Linked DNA regions of Homo sapiens: all the other regions are linked to region 1. A link is an interaction called in ENCODE POLR2A ChIA-PET data of the cell type or tissue named here. Cell type or tissue: Panc1. All regions are shown on one strand. Each heading gives the region's core, and the rest is flanking DNA. Links, peaks and the distances in the headings are about the cores only. Region 1 holds the start of LGALS4 (galectin 4). Region 2 overlaps RYR1 (ryanodine receptor 1). Region 3 holds the start of FBXO17 (F-box protein 17).

Region 1 (6,124 bases), core at 1-5,000:
TCATGTGCTCGCTGGCCACTCCTTGGATGTAAACAGACATTCCCACGTTGAGCCCGCCCGGGATGGGCTGGTAGTAAGGCAGCGTCTGGAGAAGAGGCCTGGTGAGGGGACTCACAAGCCATCTGCCTGTTGCAGCCTTTACCCCTCCCAGAAAAGCCCCCCAGTCCCTTAAGCAGGAGAGAGGAAACCATGGGGGAGGACCAGGTTGAAGATGACGAGGGCCAACAGTTAGACGTGGACACAGACAGCCTGAGGTCAGGGTAGGAGTAAATCGAGGGTCGGGGTCAGCTTTGGGTAAATCAGACCACAGAGTCAGATGGGGCCCCCCAGGATCAGAGTGGGGAAAATTGGTGTGAGGGCTTATGGACGGAGCTGCGGGCGGAGTGGGGCCTGAGCTGGCATCTCACCGGGTTGTAGGTGGGCTGGTAGCCCGGTGCGGGGACATAGGCCATCGCTCGAGGCTGCGCTAGTGGCTGGTCCTGTGAGAAGAGCTGCAGGAGTGGGAGATGGTGGCGGATGGCAGGCGGTGGTGGCTCTTATACCCAGGGTAAGGGAGTGGCTGGCAGGGGAGGGTCCACAGGGCTCCTCTTCTGGGACTCTCAGGCTGTCGGCTTCTCCTAGAGCGCACCCTAGTCTCCCTTCCCTTGCCAGCTTCCCTGGTGACCAGCCAGGACCCAAATCACCTGGGTCCCCTCCCCTACGCCCTCCTGCAAAGAGGAAGTGCTCATGAACTTCGGCCCTGCCAGGGCCTTATCAGAGCCCATAAAACCCTGCCCAGACTTCTGTTGGCAGAGGGAGGGTGAGACCAGGCAGGGCAGGGCAGGCTGCAGGAATGACCCAGGACAGGTGGGCAGCGGAGGAGGAGAACGCGGAGGAACTGCAAATTCCTGCCTCTCCCAGCAACTGTGAAGGGACCTACGTTGATTGCGTGCCCACCACACATCTTTACCACGTATGTTGTATTGTAGGGAGAGTGGTTTAGATTACTAGTGTGTGGAGCCAGAGGTTCTAGGTTCAAATCCTGCCTTTGCCACTTCTCAGCTGTATGATCATGGGTCAGTGCCTTACCCTCAATTTGCCCATGTGCTCATCTGTAAAATGGGGATATAGTAGTATCGGCTGGGTGCAGTGGCTCATGCCTGTAATCCCAGCACTTTGACTGGCCGAGGTGGATGGATCACCTGAGGGCAGGAGTTCGAGACCAGCCTGGCAAAATCCCAGTCTCTACTAAAAATACAAAAATTAGCCAGGCATGGTGGTGGGTGCCTATAATCCCATCTACTTGGAGGCTGAGGCAGGAGAATCACTTGAACCTGAGTGGAGGAGAGTGCAGTGAGCCAAGGTCACGCCACTGCACTCCAGCTTGGATGACAGATGGAGACTCTGTTTCAAAAAAAAAAAAAAAAAAAAAGGAATTCATAAGAGAGGAAACAAGTATTGAATAGCTATCAAAATATTTTAAAAATGAATTTGTGATCCAGTAATGCCTGTATGTTATTAATCTGCCAAATAAGTTCTAGCTGTGGGTCCAACTGCCACTCAGAAAAATAAATAAATAAAGAAAAGAGTAGTATCAACCTTAGGCTGGGTGTGGTGGCTTGTGCCTACAATCCCAGCAATTTGGGAAGCTGAAGCAGGAGGACTGCTTGAGCCCAGGAGTTCAAGACCAGCCTGGGCAACATAGTGAGACCCCCATCTCTACAAAAATAAAATAAAAATTAGCTGGGCATGGTAGCACACATCTGTATTCCTAGCTACTCAGAGGCTGAGGCAGGAGGATCGCTTGAACCCAGGAGTTAAGGTTACAGTGAGCTATGATCATGCCACTGCACTCCAGCCTGGGTGACAGACTAAGAGTCCGTCTCTAAAAATAGCAACAATAATAGTCATAATAATAATAATCATAATAGTATCAACTTCATAGAGTCCTTGATCATTAAGATAATAAATGCTCAGAACAGGACATAGCATATAGAAGTCATTAACTTAATGCTTGGTCTCTTGCAGTCATTCCAAACATAAATCCGGAAGATTGGGATGATATATGGATAAAAAATCCCAAAGTTTTGTTTGCTCATTTTTGAGACAGAGTCTTGCTCTATCACCCAGGCTGCAGTGCAGTGGCACCATCTCAGCTCACTGCAACCTCCACCTCCCAGGTTCAAGGGATTCTCCTGCCTCAGCCTTCTGAATAGCTGGGATTACAGGCTTACTCCACGCCTGGCTAATTTTTGTATTTTTAGTAGAGACCAGGTTTTGCCATGTTGGCCAGGCTGGTCTCAAACTCCTGACCTCAAGTGATCCACCTGCCTCAACCTCCCAAAGTGCTGGAATTACAGGCATGAGCCACTGCACCCGGCCAGAAACCCCAAAGTCCTTTTTTGTTTTGTTTTTTCTTTTTTTGAGACAGAGTCTCACTCTGTCACCCAGGCTGGACTGCAGCAGCATGATCTCAGCTCACTGCAAACTCACCTCCTGGGTTCAAGGATTCTCCTGCCTCAGCCTCCCGAGTAGCTGGGACTAGAGGCACCTGCCACCACACCTAGCTAATTTTTGTATTTTTAGTAGAGACTGGGTTTCAACATGTTGACTAGGCTGGTTGCAAACTCCTGAGCTCAGGCAATCCACCTGCGTCAGCCTCCAAAAGTGCTGGGATTACAGGTGTGAGACGCCAGCATCAGATCCCATGTGCTGTGCAGTGAGAGGTGCCAGGCAGGGCACGAACGCCACCCTCAACCCCAGGGCAGGCAGGGAGACCAGGAAGCCTTGCAACCCAGAGGGACCCCAGCGACTTTTGCTCACTCCCTCCGCCCCGGAATTCCTTGTGCCCCTCGCCTGCCCGCTGCCAGTCTGAATGGCCATCACCTCCATGCCACCCATTCCCATGCATCCAACCTCTAGCCCCAGCCTTCAGGACTGCAGTCTCTGGAGCCCCTAGGTGCATCCCAGCCCCTCCCACCTCTCCTCTATCCAAGAAGGGCACCAGGTTCTTTACTTTGCTTTATTGTTTGTGGGGTGAAGATAAGGCCTTGGGCTTGAGAAACTCATTGTCATAAAGTTATAAACTGGGAAACTGGGTCAGAAGGCATAGAAACAACTGTCATCGCCCATCCTCCCTTTCTGTGGATGAGGCGGGACAAGGCCGGCCCCCTGGCTGGGGCCTGGGACGCGAGGGCTCTCAGAGCTTGGAGAAGGTGACGGTTTTCAGTTCCTTGTTCTCAGTCGTGGCCTGGACCGACTTCACGAGGTCTTGGGTCTGCAGCATGCTCATGTTCCAGGACGCCTGGTACCGAGGGTGTTGAGAGAGAACGAGGAGAGAGATTAGCAGGGGCCAATCAGGATAAAGCATGAGAGCACCCTGCACCCTGGTTGGTCGCCTGGGGTTAGAGGAGGGCTGTGATTGGTCGGAGCGTGCACCTTACCACGTAGTTGAGGCTCTCGGCCACCGAATGGTCGCGGGAATACAGCAGGTTGACCTTGGTGCTCTGCACCGCCACGGGGCTCTTGCTGGAAATCTCGGCCGCCAGCGCTAAGGCAGCATCCAGCATGACCTCTTTGTCTGGGAACACCCGGCTGCAGTGAAAGAGATCAGGGACCGGGTGGGCTGGGAAGGGCTCTCTCCTCCAGCCTCCCGCAGATGAAGAAGTGGCCACTCACAGAGGAAGGCCCAAGACCCCAGAGAAACAGCCCAATCAGAGCAGGGGGCTGACCCCACAATAAAGAAATGAGCTCACCAAGAAAGGATGCCACTAGGAATTCTAGAGCGAGGAGACAAGGGGACCCGGAGAGGCCTCCAACCCTCCAGGCCTGGCTGCCCCCAGCACTGAGCTACCACGGCCATGGCCCTACCTGACCAGCCCACTGCCCAGGGCCTCGTCAGCCATCATCTTGCGGGCGGTGAAGGCCAGCTCGTTGACCAGGCTGCAAAGGCAAGCGTGCATCAGGAGGCGGCTGCCACCCCGGGGCTGGGAGATGCTCTGGGGTCTCCTGCCCACACCCCCACACCCCCTGCACCCACCTCTGGTTCCCGATGACCTTGGGCAGGCGCTGCAGTGTTCCTACATCGGCAGCCAAACCCACGTCCACCTCCTGGGGGAGGAATCGGGTCAGTGTTTGGTTTCTGCCCAATACTGTGCCCCTCGCAATGTCAACGTCCATGAAATTTCATGTCTACTGGAGAGTCCCGCCCCACCTTCACCCCAGTGACTTCCTCCAAAGTCCCATTCCATTGCCCAGGCAGCTTCTTGACTCAGGCAAGTTCCTTCAACCTAGAATAGAGCCCACCTTCCCACTCATGCACCCTCCCATTCCCTCAGGGCAGCTCCATCTGTGAGAGAGGAACCCTCCTCACCCTACCTGAGACCCCTTTACTGCATCCCCCGGCTCCATCCTGCCTCCCACCCTCACCAGTATGGCCCCAGGAGCAATCTCTGCCTCTGACACCTGCCAGCCTCAACCCCACCTCATACCTTACCCACTCACAACTTCACCTCTTGACTTCCTCTATGGGCAAGTCTTACTTTGTCGGGTTCAACTCCGACTCTTCCATGAAGCCCTCGAGGCTCACTCCAGGCCCCCCAACCTCACCCCACTGCCCAGCTCTAAGCAGGAGCTCGGGAGGATGACTCACCTTCACCTGGAAGAAAGCATCCTGGGCACAGTACCGGATGTCACAGGCGGTGACAAGGTCCACACCTAGGAGGTAGAGGCCAGGGATGCTGAATGACCACCAGAACCAACCCTGGCTCCCGGGAGGTGGGGCTGCCTCTTGGGACACAGTCTGGCCCATGACAGAGCTGAGGCTGGATGCCAGTGGCCGCGGCATCGGAGCAGCAGCCCCACCTGGGGAGCACCCGAGCAGGAGGATAGCCGCAGACTCACCTCCGCCAATGCAGCCCCCATGGACGGCAGCAATCACGGGCTTGGGGCACTGAGAGGGAACAGGAAGAGTGGGGTCAGGGCTGGCCCAGGGGAGGCGCGTATGGAGAAAGATCCCCTCCAGACCCCTAGAGTCACCCTCTCGATGACGTTGAAGGTCTCCTGGTATCGAGTGATGATGTCACGGAGGTACCAGCTGATCCGGGCCACATCATCTCCTTTGGGCTGCAGGATGTCCGAAGCCATGTCCATCAGGTCAATACCTGGTGAGAAGGCATGATGGAGCTCATCCAGGCTCCCAGGCCCCACCCATTGACTCAACCAGGGATCAGAACCCAGGCACAGCAGGTTCGAACCCCCAAACCACCAAGGCGGAAAAAAAACAACTCACACAGGACTTGGTGAGGGATTGATTGCATGTTGGGTGGGAAGGAAATAAAAGCTAATATTTGTGGAGTCATTACTCACAGAATCCTCACAGCAACCGTACCAGCTAGGTCCTATTACTATTTGTGTTACCAATGGGTAAACTAAGGCACAGAGAGGTTAAGCACTTGCCCAAGGGGGTCACACTGGCTGGTGAGTAGTGAGTAATGAACTATTTAAATTAACTCATTAATGTTTTTAGAGACAGGGTCTCACTCTGTTATACCAGCTAGAGTGCAGTGGCACGATCATGGCTCACTGCAGCCTCGAACTCCCAGGTTCAAGCAATCCTCCCACCTCAGCCTCCTGAGTGGCTGGGACTGTGCCGAGGCTGCTCTTGAACTCCTGGGCTCAAGCGATCCTCCCACCTTGGCATCCCAAAGCACTGGGATTACACGTGTGAGCCACCATGCCGCATCAGAAGTAGGATTTTAAAATCTGGAACCATGCAGCTGGCTCCAGAGGCCATGCTTTTCCCCAAGATGCCAGACAGCCTGGGACTCAAGGTCTGCAGCGTGAGCAATGCAGTCAATGGTGGTGATGTTTCCTGAGATGAGAAACATCTCACGATGCAGCAATTTCTGTGGCTCCAACTTCAAGATGATCCTGAATCTGACCTTTCCTGCATCAGTTGTTCTCCATGAGCCCACCCTGCTCTCCCTGTTTCCACCTGTGTCCCCAGTCTATTCCCTACAGGCAGCCAGGGGAAGCCAGTGGACACCTTCTTGGGTCAGATCCTCTTTTTTTTTATTTTATTTTTTTTATTTCAGACAGAGTCTCGCTCTTGTCGCCCAGGCTGGAGTGCAGTGGCAGGATCTCG
Region 2 (7,247 bases), core at 2,187-7,186, 360 kb before region 1:
AGAATTCTTAGGCTGTCTCTGGGAACAGACTACGGTCAGGGGACAGAGCCAGAGCAGGGAGACCAGAGAAGAGACTGCCATGATGTTACAAATGGGAGATGACAGTGGACAGGACCAGGAGGGGACTGTGGAGTTGGGAAGAGTAGTAGATTCTGGTGGGGTCCTGAGGGTAGAGCCAACAGGATTTGCTGACAGATTGGCTGTGGGGTGAGAGAAGGGGAGGGGTTGAGGATGATGCCATGATTTTTTGCCCCAAGCAACTGGAAGGATGGAAGTGCTGAAACAGCCTCATTGTCTGGAGTATCACCCAAGGTTTGTGGTCTCACAGCCACAGAGAACAAGGACGCAGACACACAAAGAGTGAGGTTAAGAGGGGACATTTAATAGGCGAAAGAAGGAGCTCTCTACTGCAGAGAAGGGTCCCAGAAAAATGGGTTGAAATGCAGGGGGTTCCATGGTGAAATGCAGGGGGCTTTACAGATGAGCTGGTGGGGAGGTGGTATCTGATTTACCTAGGGTGCAAAAGACTGGTTGGACCAGTTGTGCCATTTGCATAGGGCACAAATTTCTGGCTGCCTCCACCCTAAGCTTTTATTGTACAAGCGGGTCCTCTGCCTGAGCTGGCCATGTTGCCCATTCCTTTTCTGTACAACGTGGAAACAATAAATAAATAAATAACTAAATAAAGGGAAGATGGAGCCTCCATGTTGGACATGCGTAGCCCCAGGTATACCTTTTCTATCGGCACATTCCCCCATGCAAGCTTGTAGCTCGATTTTCCAGGCTGCTCTTTGTTAGAAAAGAAATTATTTTGGGGGCTGCTTTCCGTTAGAAAGGAAACTCTGCCGAGGACTCTGTTGCCCTTACTCTCTGCCTAAATAATTTTTTTCTACCTCTTGTATCAGTGCCATCAACCAAGTTAGGGGACAGTCAGTGTTGGCTCAGAAGGACAGGGATCTTAGGCTTTACTGCCAGTGCCTAGAACAGAGCCACTTACTACAGCCTTGCTGAATGGACAAGTAGGAATCCTTGGGGAGGCACTCGTTTGCAAAAACAGGCCTGTAGTTGAATACATGAGCCAAGGGCGTAGAGACGGGGCCTGGGCCATGTCCAAAGTGGGGACACGTGAGCATCATCAGCAGGTGGATGGTGTTTACAGCCGCAGACTGGATGAGTTCTGGGGAGGTCGGCTTGGGGTGAAGCTGGCAGCCATGATGGTCTCACCTCGTGGAAAGGTGGTCTGGCATTCTATCTGGGACAGGTTCAATTTGGGGGTTAGAGCTTTCTGGTCGGGGGGAATGTTAAGTCAGCAGTAGGTACAGGTGGAAAGGGTCTGGCCTGGAGACAGAGACAGGAAGGAGATAGGGATAGAGAGATAGAGAGGGAGAGGCAGGGACAGAGGTGAGAGAGATAGAGAGACAAAGACAGACAAAACCAAAAACAGGGACAGAGAGAGACAGAGAGGAGAGAGAGAATCAAAGACACAGAGGAGACAGATGACGGGGGACAGAAAAATGAGGAGGAATTTGCAGTGAGATTCTGCAGAGCAGGGAGGAGGGGGCAAGTGCAGAACTCAAGTCTAGACAGACGTCTTGGGGGCATGGCCCTGGGTGGCTGGGCCCACTCCAGACCTCTGTCTCCCCACTCCTAGGCCATGCTGCACCAGGAGGGCCACATGGACGACGCACTGTCGCTGACCCGCTGCCAGCAGGAGGAGTCCCAGGCCGCCCGCATGATCCACAGCACCAATGGCCTATACAACCAGTTCATCAAGTGAGCAACCTGCCCTCCCTGCTGGGGTGACTCCTGTGCTGTCCCATGCTCCGGGCATCCATACACTTGGCCTCTTTCATCTCTACCTCTGTTGCCCACACCCTTGTCTAACATATACATGGGCCAAGCGCAGTGGCTCACACCTGTAATCCCAAGACTTTGGGAGGGCAAGGCATGAGGATCGCTTGGGCCCAGGAGCTTGAGACCAGCCTGGGCAGCATAGGGAGACCCCGCCTCTACCAAAAAAAAAAAAAAAAAAAAAAAAATTAGGCTGGGCACAGTGGCTCATGCCTGTAATCCTAGCACTTTGAGAGGCTGAGGCGGGCAGATCGCTTGAGCCCAGGAGTTCGAGACCAGCCTGAGCAATATAGTGAAACCCTGTCTCTATAAAAAAAATAACAAAATATTGGCCAGGTGTGGTGGCACGTGCCTGTAGTCCCAGCTGCATGGGAAGCTGAGGAAGGAGGATTGCTTGAGCCGAGGGGGCAGAGGCTGCAGTGAGCCACTATACTCCAGCTTCACTGACAGAGCGAGACCCTTCTCAAAAAATAATAACAATAATATACACATGACCCCTAACCTCTAAACTCCTGACCTCTGTACACTTGACCCCTAATCTGACCTTGACAACCATGATCACATTCCTGATCATCACCCAACTTTCACACCCCTGACACCCAGAGCCTGGACCCTGGACCTCTCCATCCCTGAGTTCCGGGACCCCCCTGTACCTACACAGGAGCGAGTCCCAGTCCCAGCTCTGCCCTTGGCCATTGTGTGACCTCGGACAAATGCTTTTCCCTCTCTGCGTCTCGGTCTCCCTCTCTGTAAAACGGGTGGGTCTGGGGGAGTCTTGCGGGAGTGAGGTTGCGGCAGTGACGTTGCGGCAGTTAGCGCTCCCAGCCGTGGCTGACAGCTGCGAGGTCCCTGTAGGAGCCTGGACAGCTTCAGCGGGAAGCCACGGGGCTCGGGGCCACCCGCTGGCACGGCGCTGCCCATCGAGGGCGTTATCCTGAGCCTGCAGGACCTCATCATCTACTTCGAGCCTCCCTCCGAGGACTTGCAGCACGAGGAGAAGCAGAGCAAGCTGCGAAGCCTGCGCAACCGCCAGAGCCTCTTCCAGGAGGAGGTGAGGACGTGGCGAGGGCGGAGCGGGGCCTGTGGGCCCAGGGGGCGGGACCACTGAGGGGCGGGGCCACGGCGCTGGGCGGGGCAGGGCCTGAGGGACCTGGGGAAGTAGGGTCTGAGAAGGGGGCGGGGCAGGAGAAGGAGCCGGACAGGAACCCCAGCCAGTGAGAACACGATGGGGCGGGGCCTTGGGAGGGGCGGGCCTGCTGTGCTGGTGGGCAGGACCTTTGGGAAGGGGCAGGGCGTATGGCCGACCAGGGGGCGGGGCCTGGAGAGAAGGATGGAATAAAAGAGCTGAGGGGCGGGGCCTATGTGAAGCTCAGGTATAGGGTGAGGCCTGGGGAGGTGAGGCCAGGAGTGGGGCCAGAGGTCAGAGGTAGGGCTGCCGACTCAGCGGGCGGGGTCTGCTGGCGCGGGGTCTGTGGGGTGGGCGGACAGAATCAGTGTGGGGTATGGGAGGTGCCGAGGCAGAAATAGATCTTTGGGCATTAGGGAGGGGAGGCCAGCTGTGAACAAAACAGAAAAAAATCTCTGTCCTTATGGAGTTGACATGGCGGGGAGAGACAGGAGATCAATAAAATAAATAAGTAAATTGTATGGCATATTAGATGGTAATAACTGTTAAAGAGAAAAATTCAGCAGGTAAGGGGTAGGGAGTGTTGGGGTTTTGCAGTTTAAGACAGAGCTGTCAGACAGGGTGACCTGGAGGAAGAGAGGAAGCCATGTGCAAAGGCCATGAGGTGGGCGGGTGTTTGGCATGTTCCAGAAACAGTCAGGTGGTGATTGGAGCAGGGAGGCTTGGGTGGGGGAGTGGGAGGAAATGAGGGCAGAGAGGTGACGAGGGCCAGGCCTTGGTGAGGACTTTGGCTTTGGGAGCCACAGGAGGTTTTGGTCCTCTACAGTCACAGCTAGTTAGTGGCAGAGCCGGTCAGTGTGATGCCACTTTGGTTGTGCTCTCCACTTTGAGGCACTGCTCCTCTCACTACTGATCTAGGCCCCAGGATGCAGATACAACAATTGTTTTGTTTTGTCTTGTTTTTTGAAACAGAGTCTCTCTCTGTCACCCAGGCTGGAGTGCAGTGGTGTGATCTTGGCTCACTGCAACCTCCACCTCCCAGGTTCAAATGATTCTCCTGCCTCCTCAGCCTCCCAAGTAGCTGAAACTACAGGTGTGAGCCACCACGCCTGGCTAATTTTTGTATTTTTAGTAGAGATGGGGTTTCGCCATGTTGGCCAGGCTCGTCTCAAACTCCTGACCTCAGGTGATCCACCCGCCTCCACCTCCCAAAGAGCTGGGATTACAGGCGTGAGCCACTGCACCCAGACAGTTTTGTCCTTTTTGTTGATTTCACTGTTTATAATGTCTCCCAAGTGTAGTGCTGAAGTGCTGTCTAGCTTTCCTAAGTGCAAGAAAGCTATGATGTGCCTTACTGAGAAAATATGTGTTAGATAAGCTTAATTAAGGCATGAGTTATAGTACTGTTGGCTGTGAATTTAATGTTAATGACTCAACAATATATATTAAATAACTGTCTTTAAACAGAAACATAAAAAACAAGGTTATGTAATAAGTGGTTGATGAAAATACTGTCACAGACTCTCAGGGACTCCCTGTATTTCCCCTAGAAGCAGTGGTTCAGTATTTGATAATTCAGTCTTCATAATCACTTTATAGAACATAACTATGAATAATGAGAATTGATTGTATATGTTTTATGTACTTTTCTGTATGTATATTATGATTCACAATGAAATAAGAAAAAATATTAAAATGTAAAAAAAAAAAGAAAAGAAAAGATAAAGTGAGAAAAATCTTTCTGATGGTTGGTGTGGAGAATGAACTGGGCCTCTCCAGTTGGTGGGAGTGGGGTTCCAGTTGGATGGTTGGTGGGAGTGGGGTTCCTGGAAGTGAGTAGGATGGAGAGAAAAGTGCAGGAAGGGGAAGTATAAACTCAGTCCTGGTGTTAATAAGGACTGAATTATCATAGACTGAATCTCATATTGGGGATAGAGTCAGAGAGGACAAGAATAGATATGGGGAGCCAAGGAGGAGAGGAGAGCAATGGGACTGATTGGGAATATGAAACCAAAGGGGCTGATTTAGATCTGGGAACACACCGTCACTAGTTGTTGAAGGAATATGAATTCGTGAATCCAAGAAAGACAAGGAAGGGAGGGCCTGGGTCTCCTATTGTGATGCCTCTTATTTTCCTCATCCTAGGGGATGCTCTCCATGGTCCTGAATTGCATAGACCGCCTAAATGTCTACACCACTGCTGCCCACTTTGCTGAGTTTGCAGGGGAGGAGGCAGCCGAGTCCTGGAAAGAGATTGTGAATCTTCTCTATGAACTCCTAGGTAGGGGTCCCAGTCCTGACTCCCCTGAGAACACCCCAGATCCCCAGTCCTATTGGATCTGACACCTCTTCCCCCCTCAGCTTCTCTAATCCGTGGCAATCGTAGCAACTGTGCCCTCTTCTCCACAAACTTGGACTGGCTGGTCAGCAAGCTGGATCGGCTGGAGGCCTCGTCTGGTAGGAGAACCCGGGGGAGTGGGACAGAGGCTTGTGGGAGGGGATGGGCATGGCCGCTTCACCTCTCATTCTGGGCACCCTGGCAGGCATCCTGGAGGTCCTGTACTGTGTCCTCATTGAGAGTCCAGAGGTTCTGAACATCATCCAGGAGAATCACATCAAGTCCATCATCTCCCTCCTGGACAAGCATGGGAGGAACCACAAGGTCGGCCCCTCACCCCTGACCTCTCATCCCCTGAACTCTGAATGCTGGCCTCTCCCCAGGGCTCCAGAACTCTGCTCACTCCCTCACTTCCCTCCTCCATCTCATCTCTCACCTGTACGCCACTCCCACTGGCTTTCATCTCCACACAGGGGTCTCAAACAATGACTCTTAAGTTGATTCTGGGCCACAGATGTGCTTGGTTAGATCTCTGAAATGTTTTTTTTTTTTTTTTTTTTTTGAGACAGAGTCTCACACTGTCGCTCAGACTGGAGTGTAGTGGCGCTATCTTGGCTCACTGCAACCTCTGCCTCCTGGGTTCAAGCGATTCTCCTGCCTCGGCCTCCCAAGTAGCTGGGACTACAGGCACACACCACCACGCCCAGCTAATTTTTGTATTTTTTTTTTAGTAGAGACAGGGTTTCACAATGTTGGCCAGGATGGTCTCGATCTCTTGGCTTCATGATCCGTCCACCTCAGCCTCCCAAATGCTGGAATTACAGGCGTGAACCACCAGCGCCTGGCATTTTTTTTTTTTTTTTTTTGATACAGAGTCTCGCTCTGTCACCCAGACTGGAGTGGGAGTGCAGTGGCATGATCTCAGCTCACTGCAACCTCTGCTTCCCGGGTTCAAGCAATTCTCCTGCCTCAGCCTCCTGAGTAGCTGGGATTACAGGTGCCCGCCACCACGCCCAGCTAATTTTTGTAATTTTAGTAGAGACAGGGTTTCACCATGTTGGCCAGTCTGGTCTCGAACTCCTGACCTCAGGTGATCCACCCACTTTGGCCTCCCAAAGTGCTGGGATTACAGGTGTGAGCCACCGTGCCCCACCGGTGGCGCTGAAATGTTTTTAAAATTTTCAAATATTACAGCCTCTAGGTGGACTGTATATATATACACACACTCTGTAGTTTGCCATAGCCCTACAAGTTCCTGTTGCATTATTTCTAACCACTTCACACATTTATTCAGTCGGAGCAAAAGTAATTGCAGTTTTGCTATTAAAAGGAATGACAGCCGGGCATGGTGGCTCACGCCTGTAATCCCAGCACTTTGGGAGGCCAAGGCGGGCGGATCACGAGGTCAGGAGATCGAGACCATCCTGGCTAATGCGGTGAAACCCTGTCTCTACTAAAAATACAAAAAATTAGCCAGGCATGGTGGCAGGCGCCTGTAGTCCCAGCTACTCGGGAGGCTGAGGCAGGAGAATGATGTGAACCCGGGAGGCAGAGCTTGCAGTGAGCTGAGATTGCGCCACTGCACTCCAGCCTGGGCGACAGAGCCAGACTCCATCTCCAAAAAAAAAAAAAAAAAAAAAAAAAGGAATAACAAAAACCAGAATTACTTTTGCTCCAGCCTAATACATTTTCCACTTGGCCCCTAAAGACACAAGTTTGCAACCCCTGCTGATTTAAAATTTCATCTTGATTCCTGTGTCTCTCACTGGTCGTTTCAGTCTGCCTTCTGACCTCTTACCTCACTACTCCAGTATCTCCTTCCTTACATTGCTGATACCTTATCCCAACTCATGTGACCCTCCCTCAGCCTCTTGCCAGATCTTCCTCTTTGACCCCTAACCTTTCTCTGATCCCTGACCTTCCACTTTCACC
Region 3 (7,247 bases), core at 1,346-6,345, 160 kb after region 1:
GTGGGGGGGCGTGCACCTGTAGCCCTAGTTACTCAGGAGGCTGAGGTGGGAGGATCTCTTGAGCCCAGGAGGTTGAGGCTGCAGTGAGCCATGATTACGACACTGTACTCCAGCCTGGGCAACACAGTTTTGATTTGATTTGATTTGATTTGAGACAGGGTCTCAAATATATATGTGTATATATATATATACATATATATATATACACATATATATACACACATATATATATGTACATATATAGTTTTTTTTTTTTTGAGACAGAGTCTTGCTCTTGTCACCCAGGCTGGAGTGCAATGGCACAATCTTGGCTCACTGCAACCTCCACCTCCAGGGTTCAAGCGATTCTCCTTCCTCAGCCTCCTGAGTAGCTGGGATTACAGGCGCCTACCACCACGCCTGGCTAATTTTTGTACTTTTAGTAGAGACGGGGTTCATGTTGGCCAGGCTGGTCTTGAATTCCTGACCTCAGGTGATCCGCCCGCCTCGGCCTCCCAGAGTGCTGGGATTACAAGCGTGAGCCACCGCGCACGCCCGGCCTAAAAATATATTTTTTAAAAAGAAGCTCCTTAGCCAAGCCTTACAAAAAGAGAGTCAACAGATACTAGGTATATTTAATGGAACAATAAATACAAGTTAAAAAAATTATTTTATGTTAGAAAAGTAGCCAATAGAGAAGCCGAAAGTAATGTCCTGACTATACAGGGAGGTGATTATATAGGGAGGAGGAAAACCACGGAGATGATCAAAGTTGTCTCCTATTTTTAGCAAGGGATCCATGGACGCGTTGTCTAAAAGTTGATGAAATAAGAAATAACAATCCAAAAATATGCTGTAAAGATTTGGAAATAGATACCAGAGGAATAAAAAGTGGAAAAAGTTAAAAACGAGGCACCAGCGATCACGAGTTACTTCTTGCCATTTTTGAAAAGTAATGTAGTTAACAAAAAAATGTATTTGGCCGACAGGGGTTGGGGGCGGTGGTGAGGGAGAGGTTGTTGTTTAAAGGCGTGTTGTTTTCCATGCAAAGCTCTGTCCTGTCCTACGTGTCTGAGTGTCGTGTATTACTGGAACATTTTTAAAGAAGTATTATTTATTTTACAACTAGACTCCCATAATATTTGTCTTTCAAAATATGGAGTAAATAGACGCTGTCTAAAGTTGAAGAGGCAGTATACAGAGCTTTCGAACATATCACTGAACATTGCAAAAGTAACTTGGCAGAACAAAATTTAAATTGAGGGTTGGGGCCGCAGCGAAACACATAATGTGCCCAAGTTGCTAAATCGAGAAACCGCCCTCCAAGGCTTCTGATTCACAGATTCTGCGAAGGGACTGACGGCCAGAAGACAGAAAATCCAGCAACGGTAAAAAGCGGCCTGGCCTTCCCCGGGCTGTTGCGCCCACGTGTTGGTTTGCAGCGTTTGGCAGGGGTTTTGGATGGTGGCCTCCGCGGACGAGCGCAGGGATGGAGAGGCCTGGGCGTTCGAACACCCACGTTCAAAGCAAAGCCCTTCCAGATTTAGGGCTTTCTAACGTGCATTTGTATAACTTTGGGTTTAAAGGAGCCTCAGGCCGAGGGAGGGCCCGGGAAAGCGACGCTGCGGGTTATGGGACTCCCAGGGACCCGCCCCTCCGGGCAGGGCCTGGCGCGGGAATCCTTCCCGGGGCGCCCCAGCTGTGGGCGAGAACGGGACTGACGCTTGGGTCCCGACCTGGGTCCCCTACCTGTCCCGGCGCTCACCTGGCGGGCTGCTCGGAGGCGGCAGCGGCGGGCTAAGCTTCCCTTTCCCACTTTGTTCTGGGAGGCAGTCGAGGGGCTCCCCGTGATCGGCGTGGCCCAGGGGGCCCCGGGACCGGCGGTCTGGGCGGTCGGTCCTCTCCCGGGGCGTGGCGGCTGCAGCCCGGCGCCGGGGGCGGCGACTCTGAGATCCAGCGGGCGGGGGCGGGAGGCCGCCCCTCCTCCGGCTGCGGGGCCCAGCGGGAGCGAGGGCGGGCGGGCGGGGGAGCTTGGAGGGCTGCGTGCAGCGAGGGGGAGGCCCAGTTGCCGCGAGGCCAGCGGGGAGCGGGGCCAGCCCCGCGCCCCTAGGATCCGGGGCCCACCCCTGGGAGAGCCACCTCCTCTGGGTGTGCGAGTTCCACATCCCCAAGACGCCCCCGCGGGGGGACTGGTCCTAGCTCCCCACCCCCACCCAAATTCCGTTTCCTTCTGGTCCTGGCCTCCTGCTTGCGGCCGTCTCCACCCCTCACATCCATGGGATCCTGCACAGGTCCACGGTTGGTAAACCGCTTAGCTGTGAGCCCGACCCAGGGCCTGATTCGAAACACTTGGATCAAAGTCCCTGGCCACAGGGATTTTCTTGTATTTACGTTGCTTCCCAGGGCCAGATTCTCAGAAGCCCGGGGCTGATCTTAAATTAAATCCCTTCACCACACGCACTCTCTGTGGCAATGACAAACCTGTACCCTTCCACCTTAGGACTCCCCTGTCCTCCCCATCCCCCCAGCTATAGACAACTGAATTAATCCGGAGGTTCAGTTTCGGTCAGGCTGGGGCCGCGACCCATTTTCTCCCTTTACCTCTGCCCTTGGGTCTTTGCAGTCCCTTCTGATGGCCCTAGATTGCACCAGGGACCTCAAGGTGACTGATCTCAGACACCCCAGAGCTAGTTTTCTGGAAGCCAGGCCTCCCCCACGCTGGTAAATCATTCTCCAGGCCCACTGGCTCATATCTGCCACTGTGCTAAATGCTTTGTATGCATGACCTCCTCATGGACGCCTCTCCCGAGAAACTGAAGTCCAGAGATACCTGGTCTGTTGCACGTAGTCCAAGTCGCTAGCTTGGAGGGGTCACACAGCCAGAGAGCCTGGATTCCCTAAAGCCCCTTCCCCTAGAAACCTCAGCCAGGCCCCACAGCGCCATCGTGAGGACGGCGTGAGACTGCGTGTGCAGCGCGGAGCACAGTGCTGGACTCAGAGCCAACGCTAATTTGACTACTATTACATTATTTGTAACAACCGCCTTTGAAAGCATTTTCTGCTGTGGGTTGTAAAATTACTGTATTATTGGTAGAGTTTTTAGCACAGATCCACACGCAGTTCCTTATGTGAAAGGCGTAGGCCTAGGTTTGTTTTGCATTCCGGATTTTGGGGGGTTTATTTATTTTATTTTAGTTTTTTGAGACGGAGTCTCGCTCTGTTGCCCAGGCTGGAGTGCAGTGGCTAGATCTTGGCTCACTGCAAGCTCCACCTCCCGGGCTCAAGCAATTCTTGTGCCTCAGCCTCCCGAGTAGCTGGGATTACAGGAACGCGCCACCACGCCTGGCTAATTTTTGTATTTTTAGTAGAGAGGGGGTTTGGCCATGTTGGCCAGGCTGGTCTCGAACTCTTGACCTCAGGTGATCTGCCTGTCTTGGCCTCCCAAAGTACTGGGATTACAAGCGTGAGCTACCACGCCTGGCCGTAAGTAGCCATTTCTTCATGCTGCTCAATTCTCTGACATCCAGGGGCTTGCATATGTAGGGACAAGAATACTAACTAATCTTTGTTCTTTGATAAAACATTAAACAGTTGTTCCTCTAAGTCTTCCTCGAAACCAGATTTCCCTAATCATTTCAACATTCCTTCCAAAAGCCATCGCTTAAAGCCTTCCCAAATCTAATGTCAGATGTTTGCGATTGTTGTAAATACCTTAACAAATAGACAAAGCAATTGTGTGTTATTATAATGATTACAAAGCTAATGCATACTTGTGCTGACACGTGTCACCAGTGTGCTGATACCCATGGACTTGAGCTTGTTTCTTTATTGTTATTATTACAAAAAGTGGAATTGTTTATTTTTCATTTATTGATTTATTTTTGAGTCAGCGTCTGGCTCTGTTACCCAGGCTGGAGTGCAGTGGCATGATCACAGCTCACTGCAGCCTTGATCTCCTGGGCTCAAGTGATCCTCCCACCTCAGCCCCTCAAGTAGCTGGGACTACAGGGGCACGCCACCATGCCCGGCTAATCTTTGTATTTTTTGTAGAGATGAGGTTTCGCCATGCTGCCCAGGCTGGTCTCGAACTCATTAGCTCAACAATCCGCCTGCCTTGGCCTCCCAAAATGCTGGGATTACAGGCATAAGCCACTGCATCTGGCCTTGTTTCTTTATTATTGGTATTCTAGTTTTTAGACTCCTTTCCTGCAGGGAGTGTGATTTGACTCACCCAATATAAGGAGCCCTGGTAACCGCCTCAGACCTGCTGAGGTTTCGGCTTTAGGTCAGAGCCAGTTTCAGGAAGGCTGATGATTCAGGACCGGTGGAGAGGCCTGGGGAACCTCTAGCAGGGCAGCCCACTGAATGCGGTTGTCACTCAGAGCCTGTCCATGTGCTTGGATCTGAACAGGAAGAGAGGTTTTATTTATGGTCTTGGTCGTGCTTTCCCTCGGAGTCACATTTGTTCCTGGTGTCTCCTCACATGGTGCAGGCTGATGTGCCTACTTTGCAGCTCTTTCTGCTGAGCAAGGCCTGTTTCTACCCAATTAAATCTAAAGCCTTCTATCACAATAAAACCTCAACTGTCATTCCCATCAACCAAGAAGAACTGAACTAGGAGGCCCTGACATTTGCCAATCTGATGTGTTATCAAATGTTTACATTGGCCGGGCACGGTGGCTCATGTCTGTAATCCTAGTGCTTTGGGAGGCAGCAGGATCACTTGAGACCAGGAGTTCAAGACCAGCCTGTGCAACATAGTGAGACCCCCATCTCTACAAAAAATTTAAAAATTACCTGGCTATGATGGTGTGTGACTGTGGTTCTAGCTACTTGGGGGGCTGAGGCAGGAGGACCGCCTGAGCCTGGGAGGTTAAGGCTGCAGTGAGCTGTAATGGTGCCACTGTACTCCAGCCTGAGTGACAGAGCAAGACTCTATCTCAAGACAAATAAACAGGCCGGGCGCGGTGGCTCACGCCTGTAATCCCAACACTTTGGGAGGCCAAGGCAGGCGGATCACCTGAGGTCAGGAGTTTGAGACCAGCCTGGCCAACATGGCAAAACCCCGTCTCTACTAAAAATACAAAAATTAGCTGGGTGTGGTGGCATGTGTCTGCAGTCCCAGCTACTAGGAGGGCTGAGGCAGGAGGATTGCTTGAACCCAGGAGGCGGAGGTTGCACTGAGCTGAGATTGTGCCACTGCACTCTAGCCTGGGCAACACAGCAAGACTCTGTCTCAAAACAAACAAACAAACAAACGAAGTTTACATCTTTGCCTATCTAAGAAGTCAAAAGAAAACAAAAAAAGGTATTGCCCTGGTATCTTCCTTCGCATTTCTCCTAAGATGAGGACATTGGTCATCTTTTCATGTGTTTAAGAGCTATTTGCATTTCTTTCTACATAGTTTGTCATTAATCACCTTTGCCCATTTTTCTGCAATTACTGGTCAGGTGTTGTGTTTTAAAAATGGTGCAATGGGCCAGTGCAGTGGCTCACTCCTGTAATCCCAGCACTTTAGGAGGCCAAGTCGGGCGGATCAGAAGGTCAGGAGTTTGAGACTAGCCTGGCCAATATAGTGAAATCCTGTCTCTACTAAAAATACAAAAATTAGCCAGGTGTGGTGGAGGGCACCTGTGGTTCCAGCTACTTGGGAGGCTGAGGCAGGAGAATCACTTGAACCCAGGAGGCGGAGGTTGCAGTGAGCTGAGATCGTGCCACTGCACTCCAGCCTGGGTGACAGAACAAAAGTTTGTCTCAAAAATAAATAAATATAAAAAAATACAAATATAAATACAAAAATTAGCCTGGAGTGGTGGCAGATGCCTGTAATCCCAGCTACTTGGGATGTTGAGGTGTGAAGATCACTTGAACCCAGGAGGTAGAGGCTGCAGTCAGCTGAGATTGCTCCACTGCACTCCAGCCTAGGCGACAAAGTGAGACTCCGACTCAAAAAAAAAATGGTGCAATTATTGCAAACAGTGAAAAATGGACGGATGTCACATACAAATCTAACTTTCCAGCCTCTGGAGAGATGGCCTACGCTATAGGGCACGTGTTCTCACAGTCCCTTACCTTGTGCAGTGCATTGCCTGGGCCCATCATCCATAACGTTAATATCCTGGCTTGTGGTTATCTGTGGTGGTGATAGTGGCAGGAGGCAGTCAAATCCCTTGGCAGATAGGGGTGGTTCCCCAGTGAAACCTCATCTTCAAGCCAAAGACAGTTTTAAGCCTGAAGGCCAAGCTGCAAGTCTCAGATAAATCCACGGACCAGATTGAGAACTTGTCTTCCTGTTTGGTGCACTTTCCTCTGATTCCTCCCCACCCTTCATCTATTTTACATGTACCTACCCTTCCCTAATTTTTTTTTCTTTTCTTTCTTTTTTTGAGATGGAGTCTCGCTCTGTTGCCCAGGCTGGAGTCCAGTGGCATGATCTTGGTTCACTGCAACCTCCGCCTCCTGGGTTCAAGCAATTCTCCTGCCTCAGCCTCCCAAGTAGCTGGGATTACAGGTGCCCGCTACCACGCCTGGCTCATTTTTGAATTTTTAATAGAGACAGGGTTTTACCATGTTGGCCAGCCTGGTCTCAAACTCCTGACCTCAGGTGATCTGCCTGCCCTGGCCTCCCAAAGTGCTGGGATTACAGGTGTGAGCCACCACACCCAGCCCGTAATTGGTTTTTTACACTGTCATGCCCATCTTTGAATGGTGCCTTTGTTTTAGCCTCTTTTGCATACTCACAAACCAATCAGCATGCACTCCCCCATTCTAAGTCCATAAAAGCCCCAGACCCAGCCACACTGAGGGAGAGACCACCTGACTTCAGGTGGGGGACTACCCTCACATCCCCTCTCTGCTGAGAGCTTTTATGTCACTTAATAATAAAAATCTTCTCCACCCTTCTCACCCTTGGATTGTAAGTGTGATCTCATTCTTCTTGGACGTGGGACAAGAACTTGGGACCCTGCCGAATGTAGGTACAAAGAAGGCAGTAGCACCATAGCTCCCCACGATTGGTGCCTAGCGGCCACCCCATGCAACAGAAAGCAGTGGCAAGACCAGGCCAGCCCTGGAGCTACAGGCCAGAGTGGGGCAACATAACAGAACTACTAACATGCCTCCTTTCGTCAGGCTGTGGAGGGACTAACAGAGCTGTTAGCATGCTATAACACCACCTCTGGGACTTCAGGGTCATGGGCTTCCCTGTTTGGGTGCCGCCGTGTTCTCCTTGTCTGAACGCCAGAGTACACAGTGGGAGCCGCTTGCA

What was found. Peaks named below come from ENCODE experiments on the same cell type or tissue, not always from the same donor. Only the 100,000 strongest peaks of a DNase experiment are listed, where the experiment ranks them.
Region 2: POLR2A ChIA-PET joins it to region 1 with 16 read pairs; 2 of 35 experiments call an interaction of 5 or more read pairs at or near these places.
Region 3: POLR2A ChIA-PET joins it to region 1 with 13 read pairs; 3 of 35 experiments call an interaction of 5 or more read pairs at or near these places.

Annotation. Positions count from the first base shown.
Region 1 is chr19:38,812,435-38,818,558 of GRCh38, forward strand. It overlaps LGALS4 (galectin 4), which reads right to left and starts at 511. Exons shown (of 10, transcript NM_006149.4): 1 at 408-511; 2 at 1-85. The coding sequence starts at 452. It overlaps ECH1 (enoyl-CoA hydratase 1), which reads right to left. Exons shown (of 10, transcript NM_001398.3): 4 at 5,017-5,141; 5 at 4,882-4,930; 6 at 4,631-4,695; 7 at 4,019-4,089; 8 at 3,850-3,921; 9 at 3,423-3,573; 10 at 2,988-3,283. The coding sequence ends at 3,179. RefSeq lists a silencer at 3,321-3,521. In Panc1, for the core only: no CTCF peak of the experiment used is centred there; no DNase peak of the experiment used is centred there; H3K27ac peaks cover 312 bases.
Region 2 is chr19:38,450,113-38,457,359 of GRCh38, forward strand. RYR1 (ryanodine receptor 1) reads left to right here. Exons shown (of 106, transcript NM_000540.3): 12 at 1,652-1,773; 13 at 2,707-2,902; 14 at 5,123-5,258; 15 at 5,339-5,434; 16 at 5,521-5,639. Among named protein-coding and RNA genes, the nearest start is that of RYR1, 20 kb to the left of the region's middle. RefSeq lists an enhancer at 2,675-3,202 and a silencer at 5,044-5,244. In Panc1, for the core only: no CTCF peak of the experiment used is centred there; no DNase peak of the experiment used is centred there.
Region 3 is chr19:38,973,842-38,981,088 of GRCh38, forward strand. It overlaps FBXO17 (F-box protein 17), which reads right to left and starts at 1,901. Exons shown (of 6, transcript NM_024907.7): 1 at 1,745-1,901. RefSeq lists enhancers at 3,848-3,897, 4,348-4,447. In Panc1, for the core only: no CTCF peak of the experiment used is centred there; DNase peaks (open chromatin) are centred at 1,550, 2,360, 2,840 and 4,362; H3K4me3 peaks cover 1,838 bases; H3K27ac peaks cover 3,475 bases.